Regions from separate parts of the Homo sapiens genome. Here region 2 is linked to region 1. Evidence: read pairs that join two places in POLR2A ChIA-PET (ENCODE). Cell type or tissue: Panc1. All regions are shown on one strand. Links, peaks and the distances in the headings refer to the core of each region. The heading gives the core; the rest is flanking DNA. Region 1 overlaps SPATS2L (spermatogenesis associated serine rich 2 like). Region 2 has its middle 65 kb from the start of SPATS2L.

Region 1 (11,092 bases), core at 1,741-9,740:
CCATTTTTCAGATGACAGAGCTCTGAGGGGAGATAAGTCATTCGCTCAAGGTCACAGAGAGATAGTGGTGGTAGAGATGGTGTTTGAAGCCAGCGTCAGATTTCAAAGCTTATGCTTTTTCCATTCTGGCATGTAGTTCATGCCTATCTTTTTGAGGCTTGCAGAATGAATAGTTAGCATTGTGCCTTCTACAAAATGTCACTTGGTGCCACATGAAAGATAGGATACTTGGCTGGAATGCTTGACTTACTCAATATAGTACCTCTTGCGTGTGTGTATTCTTATATGTTTTGGAATCAAGCCTCATTAAAATAAGGTGTTAACTAAAGGAAATGAAGCATTGATATGATTATTTGATGAAAGGAAACCTCAAGGAAGAAAATATTCATTGAGTTGATAATATGAAACTCTTCTTTGTTTTAGTTGTACGGACTAAGCCAGAATCACTTATCTCCCCAGGAATCAGGGTATTTCACATAAGTCAGTTTAGGAATTAAGCAATAACAACAGCCAAAGTAAATTGATGCTGTCAAAGGAATTGTATGTTTCATTACTTGTATATCAGGGGTTGAATGTAAAAAAATACCTCTTTAGCCTTTGCTGTAAGCTGATACATCAGGAAAGAGCTGTAATAATTGCTATAGGTATAAGTATAGGTATACGAGAGACAAAGTATACTAGGATAAGCCCTCAAAGAATTATTTGGTGAACTGACAAGTTGTCTTTAAAAAGTCAGCCATTCGGAACATTTCTCTTGGCAGCTCTCAAATCTGACTTACAGTGTGTACTGTGGCAGCCAATTTTGTAGGAAAAATGCATAATTAATGTGAAGATCAAGGTACAGGTATTGCCAGTCAGTACCTAACACACAGTTTCTTAGAACAAAGGAGCAATTGAAGTTGTCTTTTGATAGGGTAATCCTGATTTGTCATTTTGTGGGTTTCAATTCTTAGTAAAAATGGGGGAAAAAACCCAACTCTAGGAGTAATATTTCATATCTGAGAGGTACTTTGTTGCAGAGTTTATAACCAACTGTTGTCTAGTCAAGAAAGCTATCTTTGGTTTTTGAGATCTCGAATTTTTATAGCCTTTGAGCTTGCTCATTTTTGTCTTAGGATTATTCTGGTTTCCCTCCAGTCATTTTAGTTTTTGCAAGGGAGAAACAGTATCACTTATGGACCCAAGGCCAAAAAGGCTTCAAATCTCGACAGAACATGACCACCAACTTGGCATGTTGGTACTAGCAAGTTAAATTTGAACTTACTATGCAACTAGTGAATAGTTAGAACTGTGAACAGAGAATTAGCTATGGGATCTGCAGGTTGGATTTACAGCATGGCTCCATTGTGTGGTAGCTGTCTACCCCTGGGCAAACAGCTTTCCTATCCCTGAGAGTCCTCAGCTCTCAAATGGAGATAATGACTACTATATAGTCAGAGATCATTTGGAGGGTCAGATGTATTGAGCAAACCATTGGTTCACCCAAAAGTTTGCTTATGATTTGTTTCTAGGTGATTAATAATGGCTTGAGCCATTATACCATTTAAAATATTTAATGAGAATATTTTAAATATTCTCATGAGCCAATATACCATTTAAAATATTTTCAAATGAAGTATGGGAATATTTGTAAGATAAATGTAGAAATATATAACTCCTGGGGCTAACCTCACCAGACCCTTCTAACTCTTTGCTTAGACTTTATCCAGTAATAATGGGACAGGCCCTTTTACTGCCCTGGAAACCCCTGGTGCCTAGCTTAGAGTCTCTCAGAGTTTGGATGCTCACACCCAGGGCATATTCCTCTAATGAGGGAAGGGGGCCTTTTGACTTCAATAGGTGGTTCCTTTGATCACAGTAAAGACCTTTATAGAAATAGGCATTTAGATCTATTATGTTGTTCTAAGATAGAAACAAAACTGGTATTTGATGTGTATTTTACTCTTCAATAAGAAAGGCTCAGAGAAAAAGACTATAAGGTAGAAAAAAGATTTCAGAAGATTGCATTACAGAAAATTATAGGCAACTCTTTTATTATTAAAGTAATGCAAGTGCTGGAGGGGACAGGAAAGGGAACGGGAATTTGGGAACTTTGACACTGGGTAGCATCCGTGCAGAGGTTTTTGGAGGTCTCTCTTGGTTCTTCCCCCCAGTTCTGGTGATGTAGTGAAGGGCTCAGAAACTGCTTCTGGGTCTGACTGCAAGAGAGTAAATCCCAACCCTGGGGCTGCACTGACTCCCTTATCCTGGGCGGCTATGTTCTGACCTCCTTGGCTTTTATGGCCTCCCATACAGTCACTGTGGATCGCCCTTTATCTTAGTCCCTTAAGACAACAGGATTTGCTCATTGACCACCCTTGCTTGGACTATACTGTAGGACCTTGAAGGTGTTTCAGGCAATTAATGATTGAAATGTCTCTGTGGAGTTCCTGAGGGATGTAAGTGTGTGAGCTAAGTGCTGGACATTTTAGACAAACCTCTGTGACTGCTTTGCAGTAGAGAGCCCACCCAAGGCCCACTGGTCCCAGGACTCTCTGAGCATGCCAGGTGGTGAGGGTCAACCTGCTTGCTATTCTCATTTGGAATCAATTTCTAAATTTTATTTCTCCTTCGACACAGGGAACTATTCTGAATTTCCCTTCTTTGCTTTGGTACCAAAGCTTTCATTGAGCTCATCAGCTATTTCCTGAGTGTCTCCTCTGCACCAGGCACTGTGAGAGGAACAAAGGGAAATCAGGTCTTGAAAGGAAAGAATGTGCATGCCTTAGGTAAGAAGCAAGATGTGTCTCCAGAGTTGAGAGAAGGGAGAACTGAAGATGCAGTGAATTTTTTTCTGTTGTACTTTCTATACAATAAATTTTACTTCATAAAAATCTATACTAATATCCATTTGTGTGGCAAATTCCATTATAATGAAAATCTCTGTTATCCAGCAACTTAGGCAAGTATCAGCAGAGCACAATTTCAATACAGCAGAAGACTTTGGAGAGTCCCTTGGAGTGAGCTGAAATGGGATTTGACCTATATATTAAGCTTTTCATGGTTTTGATATTTTTCATTTCCATGTGTCAACAAATACCCGACTTGATATTAAAGCCAGTTAAATCAATATTTCTTGCTGTAGTCAAGGTACAGCAACATATATCCAAGGGCAACAACTCCCCAACAGCCATATTTTGTTGAGAATATATATTTTATCATAAACCTGATTGAACTACCTTCAGAGGAAAAGGATGAAAACATCAACATAGCTATCATAAAAAAAGAAAAGCCAGGGAATCTATAATCTTGTACCTTACCCCTCATTTAAACAATTCCATAATTTATTTTGCTTTCTTTAATCATAAGGAATGACAACATGGAAAATATTTTTATTGTGATAGCTGTGGTTTCTTTCTCTATCCTCAAATAGAGCTGCTTTAATCCTTCTCCCAAATTCCGTCCCATTCAAAGGATTTTTGAGCAGGTACATGTGAGCAAAGTGGCAGGTACAGCTGAATCCAAGATTCTTGGACTGTAGGAATCTTTTTATTTATTTATTTTTTTAGACAGAGTCTCACTCTGTTACCTAGGCTGGAGTGCAGTGGTGCCATCTTGGCTCACTGCAACCTCTGCCTCCCGGGTTCAAGTAATTCTGCTGCCTCAGCCTCCCGAGTAGTTGGGACTACAGGTGCACACCACCACGCCTGGCTAATTTTTGTATTTTTAGTAGAGATGGGGTTTCATCATGTTGGCCAGGCTGGTCTTGAATTCCTGGCCCCAAGTGATCTGCCTGCCTTAGCCTCCCAAAGTGCTGGGATTTCAGGTGTGAGCCACCGCCCTGGCCAGACTGTAGGAATCTAATAATCAAATAATTGTAATGGGAAGGAGAGTGGAGTAGAAGCCCATTTCTACTTACTCTTTCTCTGAAGTTTTAACTGTTTGACAATTTCTGGAAGTCACCTATTACAAACTCAGTATTTCTATAAACAAATAGTCTGATGCATCAGTTTATAAACACCAACACATTTATTTACTATGTGTTATCAGAAAAGCCTCACTTATCTTCCTTGTGTTCTTTGACTAGGTGAGTACTTAACCATTTATTGGGCTCCTACTCTGTGCTAAGCACTTAAAATATTTCACCTCTCACAGGCAAAATGATGCTCAAGGCACATGCTATTGTTTATATTTTCCAGATAAACATGAGACTTCAGCTGCTAAGTAACTTATCAAAGGGCACCCAGGTAGAAAGGGTGTAGTCTGAGGTTTGAACCCAAGTTTGTCTGATTCCAGAGCCTTTTCACTTTTTTAGAGATGGGGTCTTGGGCTCTTCACAGATGCAATCATAGCACATAATAGCCTTGAACTCTGGGCTAAAGCTATCTTCTTGCCTCAGCCTCCCAGGTAGCTGGAGCTACAAGGGCTTGCCACCATGCCCAACTCCTTTTCACTTTTTTAAGGCTGTTTTCCATAATATATTCTGAGATTGAAAACAAAAATTCAGATTGTTAAAGTAGTACATACTCACTATAGAAAATTTAGAAAGCAGAGAAAATTATTAAAAAGAAGAAAAATTACCAATAATCCTTCACCCTAGGGATTATCACTACTGAAATTTCAATCGTTTTTCTCTCTAGGCTTAAGAAAGCTATTTATCCAAATGAGCATTTTTCCTCAAAGTTGTCCTCTTTGAGGAAAGATGTCCTCTTTGAGGTTTATGCATGTATTCCAACAATGTTGCCATTGCATAAAATAATTGTGGAATCCCTTTCAGAGCCAGTTTAGGAACCAACTTTTCTATAGACTCCCAAGCACAGGTTACTTTGGTAGAAACATAGTAAAGACAGTATATCTGCTACCTGAAAACCTATCAGAATAATGCATGATATGTTTGAGCATTCTTTTTTTTTTCGAGACGGAGTCTTGCTCTGTCACCCAGGCTAGAGTGCAGTGGTACAATCTCGGCTTACTGCAACCTGCAGCCTCTGCCTTCCCAGTTCAAGCGATTCTCCTGCCTCAGCCTCCCAAGTAGCTGGGATTACAGGCGTGTGCCACCATGCCCGGCTAATTTTTTTTTTTTTTTTTTTTTTTTTAGCAGAGTTGGGGTTTTGCCATGTTGGCCAGGCTGGTCATGAACTCCTGACCTCAGGTGATCCACCTGCCTCGGCCTCCCAAAATGCTAGGATTACAGGTGTGAGTCACCATGTCCGGCCCTGTTTGGCCATCCTGTACCTTCTGAAATCCTATGCTGCAAATATTTAACCATCCTATTAAAAATGCCATCATTGAGCCAGGCGTGGTGGCTTACACCTGTAATCCCACCACTTTGGGAGGCCGAGGAGGGCAGATCTCTTGAGGTCAGGAGTTTGAGACTACCCTGGCCAACATGGTGAAACCCCATCTCTATTAAAAATACCAAAATTAGCCCAGTGTGGTGGCATGCACCTGTAATCCCAGCTACTTGAGAGGCCAAGGCAGGAGAATCACTTGAACCTGGGAGGCGGAGGTTGCAGTGAGCCAAGATCATGCCACTGCACTCCAGCCTGGGTGACAGAGCGAGACTCCGTCTCAAAAAAAAAAAGCTATCATTGCCCTCTCTTGAGTTGTAAATATCTTGTGCTGACTTCTATTGTAGTGGCAGATGGAATTTACCAAAGTGCTGCTTCTTTCCATGTCAAAGATTGATGGATATTTTGGGGAATGTCTAAAAGTCTTTATTAAAAATTTAATCCATAAATGTTTAATATCTCATTTGACAACTCATGTTATTTATTGCTTTGTCAACACAACAATGTTTGCCTTTTGTGGGGCATAAAGAAAATTAGAAAATTGTTTTTGTCAAAAGTGTGAAAAGCATATTTTAAAATCAATTCCTTTTTAATGGAAGTATTACACTCACTAAATTATTACCCTCCAAGGAGTTTTTGTGAAAGCAAATGTATCTAGGTGAGATGAACTGATCTTTATATAAAGTCAGTTGCATTTATGTAGAAGTAAATGTTTCCCGTAGAAGCAGGCGTGTGCGGGCACACACACACACACACACATACACACGCAAACAAAAGATTTCTGTCAAAATAGCCATTGGTATACTTTATTAAAGAAAGTCAATTAAGTACCAGCTGAGTTCTTGTCACTTCGGTTTGTTGCATACAACACTACTAACTTGTAGAAAACAAATCTAACTTCCACCCAAGCATCCCATTGGTTTTCTTGTTTCTGCCTTATTTTTCACAGACATTCTTACCCTCCCCATCTGCTTAGCATGACACCCTACCCCTTCCCAGTCTGCTGGACACTTGGGGCACGTGGATCCTGGGTGTTAGACTGGTACAGATTGGGACAGACCAAGTGTGTACAGTTGTCCTCAGGGCTGCATTCTTCCCTTGTCTTCTGGTTGCCAAGATTTCATAGGATGAGAATTCACCATGCTTATGGAGGTCATTACAAAGTGTAGGCTGTGTCCTGTGTTATATCTTTGGCATTATTCATGGTGCCTAACATTGTGTTCAGTCAATGTTTGTTGGCTAAATGAAGGGTTATATTTTTTCAAAACTGGACTGGTAGGGAGAAAAAGTTAGTCCAAAAGAAAGTCACAGTTGTAAAGTAGAATCTCAGGGCTTAAAGTCTTTAGGTCAATCCTCTTATTTAAAGATTAAGCCCAGAGAGGTCAGCTGGCTTGGAGAAGGTCACCCAGAGAGTTGGTGCCAGAGCCAGGAACAGCATCTCGTGTCCTGAGGCCCCGTCCCCTTCTTTCCAGTGCCTCCCTCGCGGTTGTTCTCCAGTCATTTTGTGGAGGTCAATCTTCTGAGTCTCGTAGGACCAGTTAGCGGAGCATTTGAATCCCCACACAGTACTCAGCAGAGCATTAGAGACATAGGCATTATTAAGAAATATGTGAAGTGATGGGTGACCGAGTGAGTGATTGATTGGTTGACTTACGACCTTGGCACCCATCTTTCCACCTAAGTGGTTACTGGTTGAATGGTGAGTTCTTTGGGATTGTGTGTACTTTATAGGATATCTTTTGGAGAGGAGAGGATTATAACAAGAACAATAGCTAACATTAAATTGGACAAGATATTTTGGTGAATAGTCCAGGCTCTGGAACTTGATTGCCAGCTACATTTTCATGAGACAGGTGATTTGACCTCTCTGGTGCCTCATTTTCCAACACCTGTAAAGTGCCAGTAATACCAGGGCCTACCTCAGAGTATTGAAGAGTTAGCCTATGTGAAGCCCTAGAACAATGCTAGACACTTCCTAAGCAGGCAATAAATGTTAGCTGTTGTTGGTGTATTTCACTATTATATGTTAGGCAGTGTGCTAAATGCATTACATATGTTATATATCATCCAGTCAACAACTTTGTGAGGAAGGTACTGTTATTATCCCCATCTTACAGTTGAATAAACTGAGGCACAGAGAGGTTACTCCACCTACCTGGAGTCACATAGCTGTTAAGTCATGGGTGAGGACGAATTCCCTGTCTTCTTGACTCCAGATCCTGTGCTTGGGTTTTGAGTGTGATGGGAAATGGGTGGTGTGGCTACTAATTTGAGACCTGCCTGACTTCCCAAATTTCCATTTTTCCTAGAGCTCTTCAGAAACCAGGCTGCTTTCAGGAACATTGCTGTGGATTCCCAGGTGAGTAGAGATGGTCCTTCCCTCTCTGTGACCTCCTCCTGCTGCCATGGCCAGCTGTCCCTACACCTGCAGCTGCCTCCTGGGAGCCTTGTCACAGCCTTTGGCCGCCTCTGCTGCCTCTCAGGGCTCAACACCAGAGTTCTCTTTTAGAGTGTGTTGACTGAAGTTATTCCTGATAGGGCAGTGGGGTCTGGTGGATGTAAGTCAGTGCCACCCCACCCACATCCCCCTTCCCCACCTGCCTTGCCACGTCTGTGGATCTTTAGAGTAGTTTCATGCATATGAAATACTTTGAAGTACCAAAAAAAAAAAAATAGGGCTTTTAAAGACATTCTTGTGATTTAGAAAAGAATTATGGCTAAGAGTGGTGGGCTCTGGAGCCAGACTGCCTGGCTTTCCCTCCTCACAGTGATAGCCACTTTTGCTCTCACTGTCCTTCTTATTGAAGAATGTGCTCCCACGATTGCAGAAGTCTGACTTGGAATTGACAGTGCTCAGTCAGCATTGAGTGGGAGTAGGACACAGACTCCTGAGCCAGACAGCCTGGCTCTGCATCCTGCCTCTGCTGCCTAATAATCGTGCAGTCTTCGCATGTCACTTACTTTTCTGAGCCTTGGTTTCCTCTTCTTTAAGATGGGGTAATTATACCCATCTTGCAGAATTGTCAAGATGTTTTCAAGCTCATGTATGCAAGGCAAACTTACACAAAATTGATATTCAATAAAACAGTAACCAAAGATCATCCTTGGTCCAGACCCTGTTAAATAATCATAAATTCCAAATTGAGGTAGTCCAAATTAATGAAGTCTTATTGCCTCCTGGATATTTCCATTAATGTTTAATATAAACTTGATTCTTTTTCCATAAATGTAAAACTTTTGTGGTAAGATGATTGTAACTTTTTGAAAAGAGCCATAAATATTGGTGGGAGTTGGTTGTTTTCCATGAATAGAATCGAATATTTTACTTCCTCATATTTGAATCACAATGAAAGCACTTTCAGTTGTTCAAAGAGAATTAATATAGAAACAACTGTTGATTTTCTGTCTTTCTGTCTCCATACACATGTCTGCATGCACAGGCGCACACACTGCTTAGTTTTCCTTTGGTTAGGCAGCTGAAGAGTTACTATGTAGATCCTGGCAGCCTTCTACCCATCAGACAAGCAAGGGCACAATCAATTCCTGTTTTCTTGAAACGTATACCAAATAATCAGAAACTCTGATTATTCTGCTGGAAGGCAACAGCTTGATGGAAAGATGTACCAATTGAAAACAATTCTGATCATATTTTTGTCAGGAGAATGAGATGCCTCCAGCTGCCTGTCACTAATCATATTAGAGGTGGAAAGCAGGAATGTTTTACCCTGCAAAAGATTACTCTAATCATGTGTTGGAACGCTACTTGTACTGGCTGCTTATCCCAGAACGGTGACATTAGACATCCCTTCTGTAACTGGTCTTGCCAGTTGGTAGTAGTCTAAACCATATGCCACATGAGCACACTTTAGGAATTTTCTAATTACAGCTCAAAGGCTTTACTTTTATCTTTTTATGCTTGTACTGCAGACATCAGTGATTGAAAATGATTTCCCCCTCAGCATAATCCTATTGCCAGCAGTTATGAAAGACTAGGAAGATGGTAAATGAAGCCCACAATAACTGAAGAGGTGTCCGAATTCAATTATGAAGAGGCCTGTCCCATGTGGACACATAAGCCATATAAATCCATTTTAATTGTGAGCTGTGATGCTTATCTGATTATGTTTATTTTCGATGCAAGTGCCAAAGCTGGATTTAGACCAGAATTCCAGATCTTCAAGTTCTAATGACTAATTTGGGTATCCACTGAATCCCTTAATTCATTTCTTAATTTGTTCTCCCAGAATTAGAGAGTTGCTTGGTTACAGTCATTTTCACAAATTTCTCATGGATCAAAATAAATGTACATAGATGTTTTTCCCCCTAGGATTCACACATTTTGCTCTGATCTCAAGGAACTATTCTTGTTGTTATCAAAATAACAATAACAGTGCCAACAATAACAACAAAACTAACATTCTGCAAGGTAGTGTAGGGAATATAGACCGAGGCTCCAGGAGGAATGATTTTGAGTCGCACCTCAGCTACTTAACAGCAGTGGGACCTTGGTCAAGTTAGTCCCCCTCTCTGTGCCTCAATTTCTTCTTGTAAAATGGGACAAATGAGAGTATTCACCTCATTGGGTTGTTTTGATGATGATTAAACAAGCCCATATATGGAAAGTATAGGTAGGTTGATATGTGGAAAGTCCTGGCACAATAAAAAATGTTAGTTATTTTGTTGTTATTGGTAAGACAGTGGTCGACCAGAGGCAGATTTTGCTCGTACCACAGTATTGTCATCTAAGTATGTCCCATTTCTACGGTCCACTTGGAGAACATTTATGATGGTAATGAAAACACTGGAGACTCTGAATTTGGAATCAATCTCTGTTATTTGTGCTTGTACTCCTTAGTTTGGCTACAGAAATAACATTTTTTGGCTTTCCAGGCTTGATCAGTATTGAACTTGGAACCCTTTTGGTGCAAAATTGCTTTAAAATTTGAATGAACATTTTGTTCTCTTGGTATGCACAATATTAGCCCTCATTAAGAGGAAAAATTTTATTACAATATGTAAAATGTGTGTGTGTGAGAGAGAGAGAGGGAGAGGGAGAGGGAGAGACAGAGAGGAAAGAGAGAGATTTGGAAGAATCAGCTTTAGTAAGTTTACTGGAAATCTTCAAGCTTTTTTTTTTTAGAGAGACAGGGTCTCACTCTGTCACCTGGGTTGGAGTGCAGTGGCGCCAACACAGCTCACTAAAAGTTCAACCTCCTGGGCTAACACAGTTCTCTTGCCTAAGCCTCTGGTGTAGCTGGGACCACAGGTGCATGCCACCACAACTGGCTATTTTTTTTATTTTTTATAGAGATAGGGGGTCTCACTTTGTTACCCAGGCTGGTCTCAAACTGCTGGGCTTAAGCGATCCTCCCACCTTGGTCTCCCACAGTGGTGGGATTACAGGTGTGAGCCACCATGCCTGGCCCAAACTATTTTTTAATACAGTAAAATGCATTTATTATCATGGCTTAGATTTAGTGAATGTGTAGGAGTGAAAGTCTACTGAGAGAATAAATCTAGTAATTTAATGAACTTTCTTCATAGCTTCATAAGAGTTAGTTAATTATGATTTCTTAATTCATTGCCCAAAGAATGAATTACTGGAATTCATTATATTTTTTTTTTGAAAAAAAAAAACTAAGTTAGCTGCCTGTGTGTGTGTGTGTGTGTGTGTATGTATGTATCTATGTATTCTAGAGAAATATATATTATATGCATCCAGAGATGTGTAAAATATTCTCTATCAGTAGGAGAATAGATTAATAAATTGTGGTGTAATCATATGCTAGAATACTATACAGCAGTAAAAAAATGAACTAGAG
Region 2 (11,092 bases), core at 1,491-9,490, 86 kb before region 1:
TAACAAAGAGAAATTAGAGTAGTCCAGGAAAAAAGCACTAGTCTAGAAGTCTAAGGAAACCAAAGAAACTTGAAATATCTAATTCTACCTCTATTTTCTGTGGTTTTTGCTTTGTTTTCATGGGAAGCTATTTTCAAGGGAAGTATGTAATACATTTTCTTCATAAAAGTGCTGCATCCCTTTAACATCCTATGACTGCTAAATCTGATGTCACAACATCCAAGGATAACTCTACTGCAAATGCTAGTAGTGATACTAATAATATCTAATGTGTATTGAGTGATTACCATACGGCCAACTTATTCTAAGTGCTTTATGTGGATATTGTGAAATTGTATAAGAATTCTCAAAACACAAACATTTCAACTCAAGCTAATGAAAAATGCACTGTGTCTAATTGTCTTTTGTTGGAATCTAGCCTAATGAAATAATTCAGAGTATGGAAAATGTGATTTGCATGATTATATTACTCAGAATATGAAACCACAGGGAAATAGTTGAGTAAAACATGGCATATCCACCTAATGAAACATGAGTTATACATGTTAAGTGATCATATAACTCATGTTTTCTTTGTGATTATTCCTTTAATGCCTAACAGCCCATTTGGAATGTGACCTATAATTGTCTGTTTTCTTCACTACCATATTATTGGTGCTGCATAGTGTCTATGCAAAATTGGCATTCAATTTATTTTGTTAAATTATTAAATAAGCAATATAGAAATAAGAAAAACTGCTAGTAACCAACTATCAAATAAAACAAGGAAGAAGATCACAGTGGTGAGTTTACAACTATGTAACACAGGTCTATCAAAAAGACTGGAGTAGAATACTTAGAATGATAACTTTCCTGTGCAGGTAAGGTTATAAAATTTAGTTTTTACTATTTTTACAATATGGAAGCCATAACAGGAGTCTAAATGAAACTTTTCCAGTCTGTGCATTAAGACTGAGAACAATAGCTTTTAAGTGCTTATAGGTTCTCATGAAGGGTCGAAAACATCTGTGCATGACTTCTAGGCCCTTCTATCTCCATTCTCTCCATACTAAGAAAGGATAAGGATGGAAGGTTGGGAGAAATTTCTTTGGAGAGATTTGTTGGAGTGCTATGCTTTTCCCAGCCACCTTCAAAGGCTGGTTTAGGAATACCTCTCAGGGAGCTTGATGTGGGTCCGTGAAGTTTGAAGGGCACAGACACATACCTGACTTTGACTTAGACAAGTCCATAGTCAGGGCTGTGAGCAGAGAGAGCTACCAGAGAAGTCATCCCTCATCCTGGATTCTGTGAGAAGCATCCTACCAGAAGCAGGAGAGCTGCTGTACTGCACAACTCCATGGGAGACGTGATGGAACTGAAGGGTGAGCCACAGATAACCAGGGGAGGGTGCAGTGGGAGAATCTAAGAGAAGGAGGTCACGAAAGAATCACAGAACCCACAAAGGTGCTCCATGAGAGAAACCATCACATAGAATACAGCCAGAAAACAAGGAATAAGAAGAGAAAAGAGGGCCCTCTCTCTCCGCATTTTCCCTCTGCAAGTGTTCAAGCATGGGTCAGGTGAAACTGTGCAGGCCAGGAGCAAAGCTTTAAATTTCTTGACAGATTGGAAATGTTGACCTAGGTTAAGCTGGGCTTCTTAATACATGAGAATGACAATATTTTAATATACAAATATGGCTAGAAAAAAATGATGGGGTTTGCTTTAGATATCTTTGCATGATGGAGAAAAGAGAGCAAATAGAGCAGTTCTGAAATATTGTGGTGTGAGAAAAACAAAGCTACTTCATGATATGACTCCACAAATCCTAGCTTATTCATTAAGCTAGTTCTCTTGGGCAAATGAAAAAAATATGCATTATGCCTTTTTAATTTTATGTGTGTGTATACACATACATATTACTTCATGAGAAATTGTGTTTCTTAAAGACAAACACTAAAGTAATAGCCATTTCCATTATAAAGAACAGAAGGGGCGGGGGCAGTGGCTCACATCTGTAATCCCAGAACTTTGGGAAGCTGAGGAGGGCAGATCAGTTGAGCCTAGAAGTTTAAGACCAGCCTGGACAACATAGGGAGGCCCTGTTTCTACAGAAAATTTTAAAAATAGCGAAGTGTGTGGCACCTGTAGTCCCAGCTACTCGGGAGGCTGAGGTGGGAAGATCACTTGAGCCCAGGAGGTTGAGGCTGCAGTGAGCCATGTTTGTGCCACAGCACTCCAGCCCGAGTGACAGAATGAGACCCTGTCTCAAACAAACAAAAAAAACAGAAGGAGGAAAATCTATGGCTCTATGGTAAATCTTGATGTATAAAGTTGGTATAAAGAAGCGGGGAAGAAAGAAAAATTCCAGTCACCAAGTATTGATTAATTTCCTGTGCTAATACTCTGTTTGCCTCTCCAGACCTACTCTCCATCATCTCTTCCCCACTCTGAGTCTTGGGAGGCAGACGTCCATGGACTGCTTCACTCTCAACCTCCTTGACTTTACTTGGGTTTGGCCAATCAGAAGCATTAGTAGAAGATGAAGGAGAAGGAAGAGAGAGAAGCTGGAGTACTTATTCCCTGACCTTCCTGCCCTCCGCTAGGCCAAAGGTTTGGGCAATGGTTGCATTCTCCTAGATTCCTCTAGGTTGCTTTGTATCCTCGGCTTTTCTCAGAAGGTTCCTCTTTCAAGGATTCTGTTTGGTTTGCACTGGGTTCCAGTAAGATCACTTGCCTTCCCCTTCAGGGTTGAGGGTGGCCATGGCTTCCTAATGCATCCTAGGTATCTCATCCTCCCACATTGGTTCCAGTTCCCTGCCCACACCTCTTCAAAGAGAACCTTTGTTAAACTCTATCCATTAAAGCTTTGAACCTTTGTTAAACTCTATCCATTAAAGCTTAAGGACCTTCTGGTTCCTTAGAAGAGTCTAATAAAACAGTACCTATACTGAAGATCTTTTTCCATTTCTATTCAAGAGGAGGAGGCAAGGTAATTCCTTCCAAGGAATTTAGTTGCAATTAATGATAAACATGTTTATGATGTGCCAAGCATAATATTAGGCACTGTGGAGGGAACAACAGGGGTATGAGATTCCCGTTACTAGAATAGTGAGCTTGGAATCCAACATTTACTGACAAGATATTGGTCTAGAAAGAATAATTTCATCCCTAATAATTTTATAAGATTGTTATAGGAAGAAAAGAAAACACTGTACATGAAAGTGTGTTTTGCACCTCAGGCATCAGCATCTTTTCCGAGTTTCACAAGGCTGTGGCCACAGTGCATTGGCTCTGATTGTTCCTTAGCAAAGAGGGAAGGCTAATTCTTGGAGGATAGCACTCAAACTACAGGTGAGATAGTAGCCATGGGAAAAATGCTCCCATCAGGAACTTCTTTCTGGAAAAGTAAGAAGGAGACAAAAGAGGCAGGAGAAAGAAAAGTCACTAGGATGCCCTGAGACTCCAGCCTTTAACAGGCACTCCTAAAGCTTCACCCTGTACAGACCTCAATCTTTGTTTCCCAGTGACACTGTTTGCAGCTTTATCTTTGCCATCTTCCTTCCAGCATTTGAATGACTTCTCACTTTCCTATGTTGTTCACTACTTCCAGACCCCATAGAAGCCACAAGATACAACATTATCTGATGTAGACACCACATGTGAATGCATTTTGTGGACTGCAGGAAACCACTTAGGCAGACTGATTCAGACGGAGACAGCTTTACAAGGCACACTCCCTGCTGAGGCTGTGTCACTGCCATTCAAAAGCTGTGTGCTGTTCTGAAGTTCAAACACCATAGGCACATCATCGCCTCCAACAATCAGGAATGGCAGAGATGAGATTAAGTAATGGTCTCTAAACATCAGTTTGCTGGTGTTACATACTTAATGAGACTTTTAAAATGTGTACATATATTTTTTTAAATTTTACTTTAAGTTCTGGGATACATGTACAGAACATGCAGGTTTGTTACATAGGTATACATGTGCCATGGTGGTTTGCTGCACCTACCAACCCATACACATTAAAAAATGTGTACATATTTTTAAACCACTCAGAAATTGTAAAATGCTTGTGCTTTTGAGGCTAGTTGGGTGTATTAATTTTCCGTTGCAATGAACTCAGTTGATTCTAATATATGCCTCAATATTTGAGGATCAATACATGCCAGGAAGGAGTTTGCTAACTTTTTATTTGCCCTTTCCTTTTTAGACGATATCATTCATAAGAAAGAAATGTAATACATTGATTTGAAATTTGGCTCAATGAAAAATCAGTGCCCTCTGGGCAGCAGCTTTAAATTAATCATCAGTGCATTTATTGAGTTGCTACTAAGGGTCTACATCTCTGTTACTTGGATGGTGGCATGTTACTAAGCTATCTTTTTCTGCAAAGTGGGAAAAAGATGCTTATGCATAAGTGTAATGCTTCCAGAATAGAAAACTTTTCTGAAGTTTGCATTGAGTATGTATGCTTACATAATGAGGAAAATAAACAATTAGGCCATTTGAAAAAGAATAAGTGAAGAAGACAGGTAAAATGTGTGACCCTAACCATCACTACCCTTTTCTTTTTTCCTGGTACTTCTTTCCCATCTAATGTCTCTCCAAGATTTCCAATTTTTCTGCCATAAGCAAAAATCTTTAGTACAATTAAACCTTTAGAACACCATTTGAATAACTTGTCAGCATTATATTCCGTTTCTTCAGAAGAAGTCCATTTATATTCAACAAACATATATCAATAACCTTCAATGTAATATTGAATGAGGTAATACATGCAAAGCACATATAGGAAGTTTACTGCTCAATAAGTGTTAGTTGCATGATGAAGATAATCATCATGATGATGGTGATTTTCCAAGCATTGTGCTAAATGCAAAGATGTACGCTTGTGAACAAAAAAGATATGGTCCCTGCCCTTAAGTGCGTTTCTTTCTGGTTGGACAAGACAGAAAACACACAAAACCAGTAAGATAGTACCAGTATGATAAGTGCTGCTTTTCTATCAAGTGTTTTGTTTTGATAGAAAAGGAAAGTAATTTAGGAAAGTAATTTTTAAATGATTTGAGTCTCATGTAAAGGTTTGAACCAATGGATCTGAGGTTGCTTCCTCAGATATTTAATAATATACATATGAAATATATATTTGTATATAATTTGAAATATATATTATAAAATATAGATGTACATATATATAATTTGAAACTAACTCTCTTAATTTAAGAGATTTGTTTATACCTCTAAAAAAAACCAGGTAATTTCTCATCTCTTCTTTCACTTAGACTGCACTTGGTTGCATCTGTGTTTACTAACTTAACTTATCAGGAGCAGAATGCAATCTCTAGAATCATCTTCTGGGAGGGAGGGAGAAACACAAGAATCATTCTCCTCCAGTGAAGAACTGAGATAACAGAAAAAACAACTTCTAAATAGAATCTACCCTTCAAATTCCTTCCTAAAATTAGTCATTAAGATCATTTAAAAAATTTTTCTTTTTCCTTAGTGTAATCTAATTACTAAATAGTTTAGAGGAAATCCTAAGGAAATAAGAAAACTGGTTAAAAGGGAAAGTAAATTAGTCTTTGAAGTACAATCCTAAAGCCTGAGTTTTTTCTGTTTCTCTGCAAGCATGATGTTTTTGCGTAATTTAATTGGCTCATTTCTCATTTTTTGTCATCTCTTTCTTGTTTCCTAGCTGAGGGAAAGACCACTGTACTTTGTGCCATTGTTTTAACTTCTATCAAAGGCCTTATTATGCATACCCTGTCAAAAGTAATATCAAAATCCATAGTCCTTACTTTCAACAGACTTAAATATAATTGGACTTAAAACCACCAATTACGTCCTCAATTCAGCTGGTGTTTAAGGTGAAAAATGCAATTTCCCTAGAGGAAATAGGAACACACTGAATTTATAAAATACTTTCAAAGGGATTTTATAATTGTCCCTTTTCCCTGCCAGGCCTATGTCCCACTGCACCTCTCCAAGCACAGGAGATTCCTATCGTGCCACGTTGCCCACTGTTCCCAAAACACACCCTGCACCTTCCCCTAGCAATGCTTTTGCTCCATGTTTCCTCTGCAGGGAATGCCTTGCTCCCTCCTGCAATTCCCCTCCTGAAATCCAACTCATCCTGCCAAGCCCAGCTCAGATGTTACCTCCTTCTTAAAGCCTCCCTCATTGCCAGAATTATTCTTCCCTTATTGTTGCTCTGCTATAACTAACTTCTCTCATTGTACCTGATTTTAGAGGTGTTTGTGGTCCTACTGTTTCTCTTTCTGCATTTCTACACTGTAGATTTTTTTTTTGGGCGGGGGACAGGGTCTCATTCTGTTGCCCAGGCTGGAGTCATGGTACAATCATGTCTCACAGCAGCCTCAATCTCCTGGGCTCAAGTGATCCTCCCACCTCAGTCTCCTGAGTAGCTGGGACCACAGGTGTGCACCAGCAAGCCCAGCTTTTTTTTTTTTTTCACTTCTTTGTAGAGACAGGGGTCTCACTATGTTGCTCAGGCTGGTCTCAAACTGCTGGCCTCAAGCAATCTGCCCACCTCACCCTCCCAAAGTGCTGAGATTACAGTCGTGAGCCACCATGCCTGGCCTGTAAATTCTTTAAAGGCAGGAATTTTGACATTTATTTTTATATGCTTCTATCCCTTCTCAGGGTACCTTTGGCCTAGAAGGTATTCCATAATTGTTTTTAATGAATGAATAATCAACAAGTCTATGCATTGCATCCATCATGGATTGCTTCCATCATAATTCACTTATGTTCAGAATCCTTATGATAGTAGAATATGTTTTTCTCTCCCCAAAAAGAATTACTAATAGACATTTCTTTGTCTCCTCACATTTATAGAATATAAAGCCTTGTGCAGAGGAAGAGGCTAATGTTAGCTTTTTTTCCCCTGCAGCAATTTCATGGCTATAAAACCATTTTCCTCTAATCATTGCAATGAACACATAACGTGCCCTGGTAAACACTTCTGTCTGATGTGAACCTTTCCTAATGGAGTCAGCTCTCCAGCCAGGAATTTTCATTAAACAGTGCACTGTGCTGGGAGCTGTATTATGTATGCGCACAACTAGGAGCTTGACTCTTTTATCCGCACTTATAAGAGAGTTTCAGAGTAGTGGTATTTCCTACCTCTTTAATTATTGAACGTTAAGATAATTTTAACATATGTTTATTGGGGTGGTAATTTCTTTCTAATTAATTCCAGATTCTATCTCTTAGAGGATGCCCAGCCCACATGGACCCACAGTCTCCAACATGGGAATGATGTGGACACTGAAATCATTAAATCAAAGAATGTTCTCCCTCCCTAATATTTGGAAGAAACTTTTAGCACACACACAAAATAAGTGACTTTAGAATACTTCATCAGTTGAGCTAATCTGCAAATAGCAGAGCGTTTGGTTCTTACATGCATTGGGCTGATCACCAAACTAGATTAGCTCTACAAATGAAAGGCATTTTTCTTTATGAACCAGTTGAAGAGAGATGTCCCAGTTATGAAAACATTTGCAAGAAGCTCTGAGCTTTTGGCCACCCTTTTCAGACCCCCTAGACCCTCTCTGTGGCACTTAACTGGGTTACCTCCCTTTCTAGCTATTAAATTTTCAGACAGGCCCCAGATTATGCTCTCAAGAATGGATCCAGTGACTATTTGGGTTTTCCCCCCCACAATACGTTCCCGGAGACGAAGCCATGCTGTGCCAGCAACAGACTCGTCAGAAGAGGCTGCCTCTCAGTTGTGCTGTGGGTGCCTTGAGATCCAACCGAGCACTGCAGACGGTTTCCCTCCAAGCTTGAGACTCCACTGTGTCCAAAAATAACTAGACAGGCAGGTTTGGATCTAGGAAACTTTTTAGCTCATAGACATATTTAATAATGGAAACATTGGTCCAAAATTTCCTACAGAGACCTCTGCTTTGGAAATGGTTTTATTTATATACATAGCTACAAAAATACCATTTTTGAAATAGTTACGTGGGGCCCAGTATTTAATCTTTTTGTAACTTCTAGAGAAGTTCTTTTTACTGGTAAGATCAAAAACTTTTCTGTTTTTCTTCAGCAACCATGTCTACAAACATAACCAAGACTACAAAAAAAAAAAAAAAAAAAAAAGTAAAACAGAGCCCACTCATCTACTTCGGGTTTGATGCTTCATTGATAAGGACTTTCTTTTCCTGAAAATCTGGGCGCGTTTTGGTCTCTTTTGTTTTTCAGCTACTCTCCTATATTTAGACAGGCAAAAATTGTTGCGGATATTTTTATTTCATTTAATGCTTAGCGATGCCGTATTGTCATTATGCTGCTCAAAATAAGTTTCATAATTCTTATAATTCCAAGGGAGTTTTGAATTCCCTGGAAAATGTTGCAAAATGTTTTAAATCTCATTAAATCCAAAAAATACTCTTTAATCAGCAGAATGTGAACCACTCCATTTTCCATTTTCCAACATCACCTTAATTGACTCACAGCTGAAGTCCACTGTTACTGCTCCAACACTGGATGGAAAAAAAAAAAAAGTAGGCATTTTCCTGTAGCAAAGACAGTGGGGACCTGAGCCAAAACCAGGAGAAGCAGTAAGAGATCTTCCTTTATTAGATCTTTTTACATTTCAGACTGGTGCTGAAAATACAGCAGCAAACAAAACCCAGACCTAACAAGCTCAGAGGAGAAACAGACTTGGGCTTTGAAGGTGTGCGATTCAAGGACTGGCTCTGCTACTCCTGGTATAAACTTTAAGTTACTAAATTCCACAAAGCCTGTATTTTTTCGTCTGTGAGATGGGGGCAATAACTTCCTGCTTTCCTATCGCCAAAATTATTTGTAGAGTCAAGTGATGTATGTTACATATAGAAGTACTTTGTAGGCTGGGCCCAGTGGCTCACACCTGTAATCCCAGCACTTTGGGAGGCCGAGGCGGGCAGATCACCTGAGGTCAAGAGTTCAAGACCAGCCTGGCCAACATGGTGAAACCCCCGTCTCTACTAAAAGTACAAAAATTAGCTGGGCGTGGTGGTGGATACCTGTAAACCCAGCTACTCATGAGGTTGAGGCAGGAGAATCGCTTGAACCTGGGAGGTAGACAGCCAAGATGGTACCACTGGACTCCAGCCTGGATGACAGAGCAAGACTCTGTCTAAATTTTTTTTTAAAGGTCTTTGTAAACTATTTAGACTCACAGAAACACAAAATATTACTTTCACAAACAGAAATGGAGTAAGCTATTTTAGAATTATACCTACTATAATTTCTTCCAGGTTATGAAATACTTTTTAATTTTTCTAATCATTTTCCTAGTTGTGGTTAAGAGACTATTGCTGCAGTAGAGGAATTTTCTGCCTATCCTGATTTTTGTCAAGAGGATTATCAGAAGGCAAGACTACTGAACACATGTTCTGTTACCTCTTTCACATGCAGGACAAGCATACAGGAACTCTAACAGAATGCAGTATCGCCTGCGTGCCAGCCAGGCCCTGCGTGAAGCACAGCCTCCAGTGCTCTCTCTCCAGCTGTTGGGTGTTTTCTGGATTCAAATCACTCACTGTCATGACAAGCAGACCCTCCAATATGTATAATGGCACAAATACAAGAGAAGTTTACTTCTTGCTCATATGAACACCAAAATAGGTGTTCCTGAAGGGCAGAGGCTGTTCTCCAAGCAGCGTCTGAAGCACCAGGCTAGTTCCATCTTCTGGCTTCACCATCTCCAACACAGAGTTCCCAAGGTCAGTAAGTTCGTCTGCATGGAGGCAATAGCAAGAGAAGAAGAGAGCGAGAAGACTCACTTGCTCCTTAACCACTTCTGCCTGGAAGTGATGCGTATCACTTCTGCTTACACTCCACTGGCAAGGACCCATCACATGGTCCCATCTACCTGCAAGAGGAACTAGGAATTAGAGTCTCTGGCTCTGAGCCATATTATGAAGTCATAGCTTCATAATATGGAAGTCATAGCTTCATAATATGGAAGGGGATCATTAATTTTGGTGGACAATTTGTTTGCAGTCTCTGCCACAGTATCACTTACACAAAAGGCCCAAGGAATATCACAGCTGAAGAGGACCTAGAAGTTATCTATCTCAGCATTTCTTGAACTTTTTTGACTATCACCTACAGAATGAAATAAATCTTACATCACAACCCAGTATACCACACATGTGTGAGTATCTGAAACATTGTATAAAATGTTATTTCCTCTCAAGCATGATGCACTGGTACTTTCTATTCTTTAATTCCATTCTATGTAATTTTCTTCTTTTTTGAGACAGAGTCTAGTCCTGTTGCCCAGGCTGGAGTGCAGTGCACAATCTCAGCTCACTGCAACCTCTTCTTCCCATGTTCAAGCGATTCTCCTGCCTCAGCCTCCCGTGTAGCTGGGATTACAGGCACCTGCCACCATGCCCGGCTAATTTTTGTACTTTTAGTAGAGACGGGGTTTCACCATGTTGGCCAAGCTGGTCTCGAACTCCTGACCTCAGGTAATCCACCCACCTCGGCCTCCCAAAGTGCTGGGATTACAGCCGTGACCCACTGCACCTGGCCATAATTTGATATTTTTTATCACTAGTTTTGATGCACCAACTTGATTTCTCAACCTACTATTGGGTTGTGACCCACATTTGGGCCGAGCTCATTATTTAGAAATGACACAGATGAGGTTTGGAGGAGGGGTTCTGTGACACACCTGAAGTCACAGGTAGTTGAAGCAGTGTTGGGCCACACCTATAAGCATTAGCCATTAGACTAGGGATTCTTTTTTGTTTCAAACAATATGTTATTTGGTTAAATTTTAGATCAAGTATGTTTTGTTGTTGTTAATAACATATCATTTATTTAACAAGCAGAGAGCAGTCTCATCAATGTCATTGAGGAAGTATATCCATTAGCACATTTGCTTATGGCCTCATGGTGGCAAAATGGCTGCCACTCCAGGTATCTGCTGGAAACAATTCTTTTTTTTTTTTTTTTTTGAGACAGAGTCTCACTCTGTTGCCCAGGCTGCAGTGCAGTGGTGTGATCTTGGCTCACTGCAACCTCCACCTCCCAGGTTCAAGCGATTCTCCTGCCTCTGCCTCCCGAGTAGCTGGGATTA

What was found. ChIA-PET counts read pairs that join two places held together with the same protein. Peaks named below come from ENCODE experiments on the same cell type or tissue, not always from the same donor. Only the 100,000 strongest peaks of a DNase experiment are listed, where the experiment ranks them.
Region 2: POLR2A ChIA-PET joins it to region 1 with 10 read pairs; 3 of 35 experiments call an interaction of 5 or more read pairs at or near these places.

What each region holds. Positions count from the first base shown.
Region 1 is chr2:200,321,852-200,332,943 of GRCh38, forward strand. SPATS2L (spermatogenesis associated serine rich 2 like) reads left to right here. Exons shown (of 13, transcript NM_001100423.2): 2 at 7,580-7,629. Among named protein-coding and RNA genes, the nearest start is that of SPATS2L, 21 kb to the left of the region's middle. RefSeq lists a silencer at 15-309. In Panc1, for the core only: no CTCF peak of the experiment used is centred there; no DNase peak of the experiment used is centred there; H3K27ac peaks cover 2,443 bases.
Region 2 is chr2:200,235,796-200,246,887 of GRCh38, forward strand. No RefSeq gene overlaps it. Among named protein-coding and RNA genes, the nearest start is that of SPATS2L, 65 kb to the right of the region's middle. RefSeq lists an enhancer at 8,765-9,964. In Panc1, for the core only: no CTCF peak of the experiment used is centred there; no DNase peak of the experiment used is centred there.